2 separate regions of the Homo sapiens genome follow, and region 1 is linked to region 2. A link is a contact called in ENCODE Hi-C or POLR2A ChIA-PET data. All regions are on one chromosome and are shown on one strand. Each heading gives the region's core, a stretch centred on a gene start or an enhancer-like site at or near the end of the contact. The rest is flanking DNA. Distances are from core to core; before and after follow the strand shown.

Region 1 (3,030 bases), core at 371-2,870, 81 kb before region 2:
AATCACTCAAGCGTAGAGTGATGAGGTTCCCCAAAGGAAAACTAAGGTGTCATTTCTAGACAAAGAGGATTCAATGCTAGGAAGGCAAAAGCAGTATATCTATTCCACAGTAGGATGTGAGTCATCAGTACACAGGAGGTAGTAAGAAGGCTAGGAGCAGTGGCTGACACCTGTAATCCCAGCATTTTGGGAGGCCAAGGCAGGTGGATTGCTTGAGTCCAGGAATTCAAGACCAGCGTGGGCAACATGGCAAGGCCTTGTCTCTACAAAAACAATACAAAAATCAGCTGGGCATGGTGGCGTACACCTGTAGTCCCAGCTACTCAGGAGGCTGAGGTGGGAGGATTGCTTGAGCCCAGGGAGGTCAAGGCTGCAGTGAGTCGTGATCATGCCACTGCACTCTGGCCTGGGTGACAAAGTGAGACCCTGTCTCAAAAAAACAAAAGAAAAGAAAAATGATAACAACAAAAAAACCCAGAAAGAAGTAACAAAAGCACTACTGTTTCATCTCTGTATTTTTACTTTCTGGTAGTTGAAAGAGAAGAAATTGTTGGCCAAAATAATATACATACATATATCCTTAGATCTATATCTATGTCTATCTATAACTATATCTATAGTCATATAGTCATTTGTATTAGAAGATACAGCTCCTGAACTTTATTGCTCTTTAGATACTGATCCATATGAGATTCAGAAGAGACCAGGTAATGCATTTCAGGTTTATTTGTGATGAATATATAGCACCGAGCTTCAGGAACTGATTTGCTTCTCATGCGCATTGGTACTAGTCTGACTGTCATCACTCTGTGACATCGGTCCTCTCTGAAGGACCAAGAGCTCCCCTTCTCTCCTCATTGCTTTAGGCCTGACCTTTACTGAGATCCCCCTCCTAATAGTCTGTAGTCTACGACAGATTGGCAAAGTAAACTTTGGCCATTTCTATGTTTGTTTTTTTCTGCACTGGCAAGAAACAGTCACTGAACATTGATTTATTGAGTATAATTTGTCTGTGTTTTAAAAGTTTAGAAATGTGTTCTTTGGACTACACACTTGGCCTAAAACACCCAGTGGATTACCACACATATACCCCCACCACTTGCCCTACGTCACCAATGGTAGGGTGGCCACATCCACTGTTTACAAGGATCTATTGTTTAGGACTGAGTCATTAGCACAATCCTGTCTTCCTAGGCTTATTAGAGAAATCGAAGACAGGATATTTGAATTGAAAGGTACCTACAAATCCATCTTCTTTGCCACTGATTGATTGAATCCCTTTCATACTGTTTCTTGAGGATGGTCAATCAGTCTTGCTTAAGAACTTCCCCCAGGAGGAAAATCACTATTTACAGATTCCCCAGCCCCTTGCATTGCTAACAGTTTGTATCATGAGAAAGTTCTCGCCCATAGAGTTGCTCTCTCGTTAATAGTCACCTCTTCTTAAAGCAACAAGGCCAGTTTTGAGGAATCTCTTTGTGCCCCTTTTCAGTAGTAGATCAGGGTTTGCACTTCAAAGGATATCGTGGGTGTCTTTTTATGAGTCAAAGGCTTATCATCTTTATTGCAGATCAGTAACAAGGCAGGTTTCTGGAATGTGTATATGGTTTCCGTATAAACAGTCCCCAAACTCATGTATCAACCTGACAAAGTCTAGACTCAAGAGTTTGTTTCAGGAAGAAAAAAAAGAGCCAGCCATGATAGAAAGAATCGCAAGCCTATAAATTGTGCTGAAGTGTGTTTATATAACTAGATTAGAGTTTAAATAAAGCAATTCAACGGTAAACTAAACTACAAGTCCTAGTGGTAAAAGCAACCTCTGAAGAGTCAGTGGAACAGACAGGTTACACTTGTTTTGATTGTGCACACAAGGGAATACTGATTTCCAAACGGATGGCTAGCACCTCAGGACACTGCTTCCAGAGGGCAGTTTTCATCATTGTCATTCTCATTTTGAGAAACTGAAGTTCAAAGAGATGGGTGACTGCCCTAAGTCAGACAGAGCCCTTATTTCAAGGGCCAGGGATACCTATGACCCCTCTGACCTAATCCAGGTGACAATTTACAGCTGATTCATATGACCCTGGTGACTCAAGCCAGTACCCCAAAGCTATTTCCCATTTAATGAGACAAAAATCTCACCTGAGAGTGCCATACTAGCTGTGAATTTTCATCAGATTCTTAGAGATGCCTGCGACTTTCTGCCTTCTCCTCCCATCAATATTTAGAACTCTTGAATCATAGTTCAACTATCAATCAAGTTTTCTAGAGAACCAGGGATATAATTTGCTCAGTGATTTTGGCTTATGCTAAGGGTTAAGTCAGTCAGAAAAGAAAAACAGAGGGACCAAAGTAATATATTCAAGCAATATACTCAAAACCAGTCGAAGAAGAAGCTGAAGGAGGAAGTTTGTGGGGTTTATTTTTATTTATTTATTTATTTATTTGAGACGGAGTCTTGCCCTTCGCCCAGGCTGGAGTGCAGTGGTGCAATCTCAGCTCACTGTAAGCTCCACCTCCCGGGTTCACTCCATTCTCCTGCCTCAGCCTCCCGAGTAGCTGGGATTACAGGTGCCCGCCACCATGCCCGGCTAATTTTTTGTATTTTTAGTAGAGGCAGGGTTTCACCATGTTAGCCAGGATGGTCTCGATTTCCTGACCTTGTGATCTGCCTGCCTTGGCCTCCCAAAGTGCTGGGATTACAGGCGTGAGCCACCACGCCCGACCGCTTGTGGGGTTTATAAGCAAAATCAATGCTTTATAAAATTGTATAGCCATGTGTTAAGTAAGTGTAATTTTAAGGCAAACTGCTTTATACTGTATGTGTACGGTTACAGATACAAAACTATACAATCATATATCACTTAATGACAGGGATATGTTCGGAGAAACACATCGCTAGGCATTTCTGTGCAAACACCGTAGGATGTACTTACACAATCCCAGACAGTATAACCTACTAAACACCTAGGCTATACAGTATAGTCTATTGCTCCTAGGCTACACACCTACACAGCGTGTGACTGAACT
Region 2 (2,901 bases), core at 222-2,721:
AAAAAATCAGAACTAATACACAGGGATTAATAGCAGTGAATTACAAACTCAACTCAGTGGTATAGTACCTGGCAACATTATTACTCAGCATATTTCCCTGGCTGAGGCTGATTTCATTTAAAGTAGTTTTATACTTGTGCTAAAAATAAGTGCATATCACACTAGGGGAGAGAAGATCCTCTACACAAATGGATTGGACCTAGATAACCTTATGTACCAGAGAGGAAAACATCATTCTCATGAGTCACAAAGCTTTCTTCTTCTTGTCAATATGATAAACAGTTTCTGGAAATTGAGAACGACGCTGGTTACTTTCCTTCCTCCTGAACACACCACACTGAGGAGACAGGGATGACTCCTTCCCTATGGGACAGACACACACGTAGCTTTCCCTGGGTTGTGGAGGAAGGCACGGCCACAATACCATCAGCAGCCTGCGGCAGGGACCTCACGATGAGAGGAAGCAGTGGATGCCTGGGCCAGGGAAATGCATATTTGGGAGAAAGCAGGAAATTCTGATGTAGAGATAGGGAAGAACCCTGGGGAAAAGGACTCATGCTGGGAGGGGAGGAGGAAACCACCAGGATCCCAGGATGGGAGACAAAGGACACAGGGACACAAACAAAGTGAGGCCAGATGGAGAGGACAGGCTCATGGGGAGGGCAAGCTCACCGGCAGAGCATGAGCCAAACCTGGCTTATTTCACACTCATCAGAGAGATTGCACAGATGGGGCCAAACCAGGACCCAGGAGCATTGGAGAGACGAGGGCCATTTCAAAGACTTTTGTAAAATAAGCTCAAGGTTTCTTTGTTTATTTGTGGGTGTGGGAGTGGAAAAGTAGTAGGGAAAGTGGAGAGAGGGGGAAAAAGGGATGTGTGATTTTGCAGGCAAGATGCTCCCTGCGGAGGTCCTGGCGGACCTGCTGGGGGGAGTGGCGTTCTGCACGCTCTCACATCATGGGGAGCGCATGACTACATTACTGCTTACACATCTCCAAGTGCAGCTTGGCGGGGGGGTGAATGTTTAATTGTCTCATTGTAACTGGCCGTAAATCTCTGGAAAATGTGAAGGGTCATGCATTTGATTTAAACCTATGAGGGCTGAATGAATTCTCCTCCATGCCTAACCGAGTGAAGCAAGCGTATAACCAACCGTGCATCCCTAAGTAGGGCCGGTACAAAGGGGAGGAAACACCTCCCCACTGAGTTCACAAATAACTTCATCACTGACCTGAATCAGATCCAGCAGGAAACGAAACACTGAGTACATACTTTTACAGTAGAGGGAGGGGGACGGAAAACAAACCGAGCTGAACTGAAACGTGAGAAAGAGCAGAATGGCAGTGAGTCCACGGGCCGGGGCCGCAGCTTTCTTTTTTCATGGCCCTCAGTCCAGTAACCCCACCCAGCATTTGTAGCGGGTGACATCACTGATGCCCCAAACACGCTCCAGCAGTTTCCTGCTTTCCAGAGTCCAGCCAAGCGATGATGTCAGTGGTGCACCTGGGTAAAGATGTGGCAGGGCCGGGTCACAGGGAGTGGGGACAAAGGCCAACCCAGTTAAATAAACTGCTGGTCTTCTAGGGCCTGGTCCCTGGGCAGGTTTCCACCATGAGATAGGTACAGCCCAGGCCAATCCCGACAGGAGGAAAAAAGCATGTAGTTGGCCGGGCGCAGTGGCTCACTCCTGTAATCCCAGCACTTTGGGAGGCTGAGGCAGGTGAATCACGAGGTCAGGAGTTTGAGACCAGCCTGAACAACATAGTGAAATGCCATCTCTATTAAAAATACAAAAAACTAGCGGGGCGTAGTGGCGGCCACCTGTAATCCCAGCTACTCGGGAGGCTGAGGCAGGAGAATCGCTTGAAACCCGGAGATGGAGGTTGCAGTGAGTCGAGATTGCGCCACTGCACTCCAGCCCAGGTGACAGAGTGAGACTCTGTCTCAAAAAAAAGAAAAAAAAAAAAAAAGAATGTACCCATGCGGTGCCTCCTGTCACCCTCTGCCCAGAAAGGGCAGAGGGGCCAAAGTGAAGGAGTTACAGGAAGACAGAGGGAAGGAAACGGCACAGAGATAACCACATGGGGGGCAGGCCCTAAGCTGCTGGGACCTCCACAGTGTATCCCTTTCCTCCGATTGGGAGAAGGAAGCACCAGTCGTCTTTCTCCACAGTGCCAGGAGCCACCCTGCCCCCAGAGGTGCCCTACATGGCACTGACTACCATCTAAATGCTTCTGGATAGTTTCATTCCTTGTAGATGATATTCCAAATATTATCAGTTGTATTTCTCCACAATTACAATTCCAGTTTTGGGGTTTCTTTTTCCTCATTAAATTTGAAAACCCAATTCCAGTTTTAAAGCTTGACCCTTTTCTTAAAAGTTTAACTTCTCTTTTTATTCAGGCTTCCCACTCAACCCTCAAACTGACTCTGAGGGTGGCCTGGCTATCTAATTTACAAAACCGGCCAGGCTGTCTAACCCCTAGATTCCAGCCCAGAGTGTTGCCACAAATTGCTGTCAAGACACGCCTCTATGTCCCATGTTTGCCAGTGACAAAAGGGTGCGTATTCTAAGTTCTTCAAGTCTCTCTCACTGCCTCAATGCGAAGTCAATGGAAAACAGTCAAATACATCAAAAATTAACTTCCAATGGATTCTACTATGAATTCCAACTTGGTCGGACACCTCTCCAGGCCAACTGTTATGAAAATGCATTGTTGTTTTAAAAAACACTGTGAGAGATGGCCGGGCGCAGTGGCTTACTTGAGGTCAGGAGTTTGAGACCAGCCTGGCCAACATGGTGAGACCCCAGTCTCTTTGAAAAATACAAAAAATGAGCCAGATGTGGTGGCATATACCTGTAGTCCCAGCTACTTGGGAGGCTGAGGCAGGAGTATCAC

The links. A loop is a pair of places that touch in the nucleus more often than their neighbours do. ChIA-PET counts read pairs that join two places held with the same protein, here RNA polymerase II (POLR2A).
Region 1: a map of sigmoid colon shows a loop between it and region 2 (2.4-fold over the local background). The contact joins two enhancer-like sites. A Hi-C loop is called at or near these places in 3 of 168 maps with a recorded cell type or tissue (astrocyte of the cerebellum, breast epithelium and sigmoid colon). POLR2A ChIA-PET finds 5 or more read pairs at or near these places in 4 of 52 experiments (MCF 10A, Panc1, SK-N-SH and 1 more).

What each region holds. Positions count from the first base shown.
Region 1 is chr6:151,124,326-151,127,355 of GRCh38, reverse strand. All of the region lies in intron 3 of LOC124901432 (a long non-coding RNA gene), which reads left to right. Among named protein-coding and RNA genes, the nearest start is that of MIR12131, 23 kb to the right of the region's middle. Within about 2 kb of position 1,620, at least 4 of the 41 ENCODE cell types and tissues checked have a DNase peak (open chromatin) inside an H3K27ac peak, as active enhancers do.
Region 2 is chr6:151,043,366-151,046,266 of GRCh38, reverse strand. The region is part of intron 26 of MTHFD1L (methylenetetrahydrofolate dehydrogenase (NADP+ dependent) 1 like); the gene reads right to left. Among named protein-coding and RNA genes, the nearest start is that of MIR12131, 58 kb to the left of the region's middle. Within about 2 kb of position 1,471, at least 27 of the 41 ENCODE cell types and tissues checked have a DNase peak (open chromatin) inside an H3K27ac peak, as active enhancers do.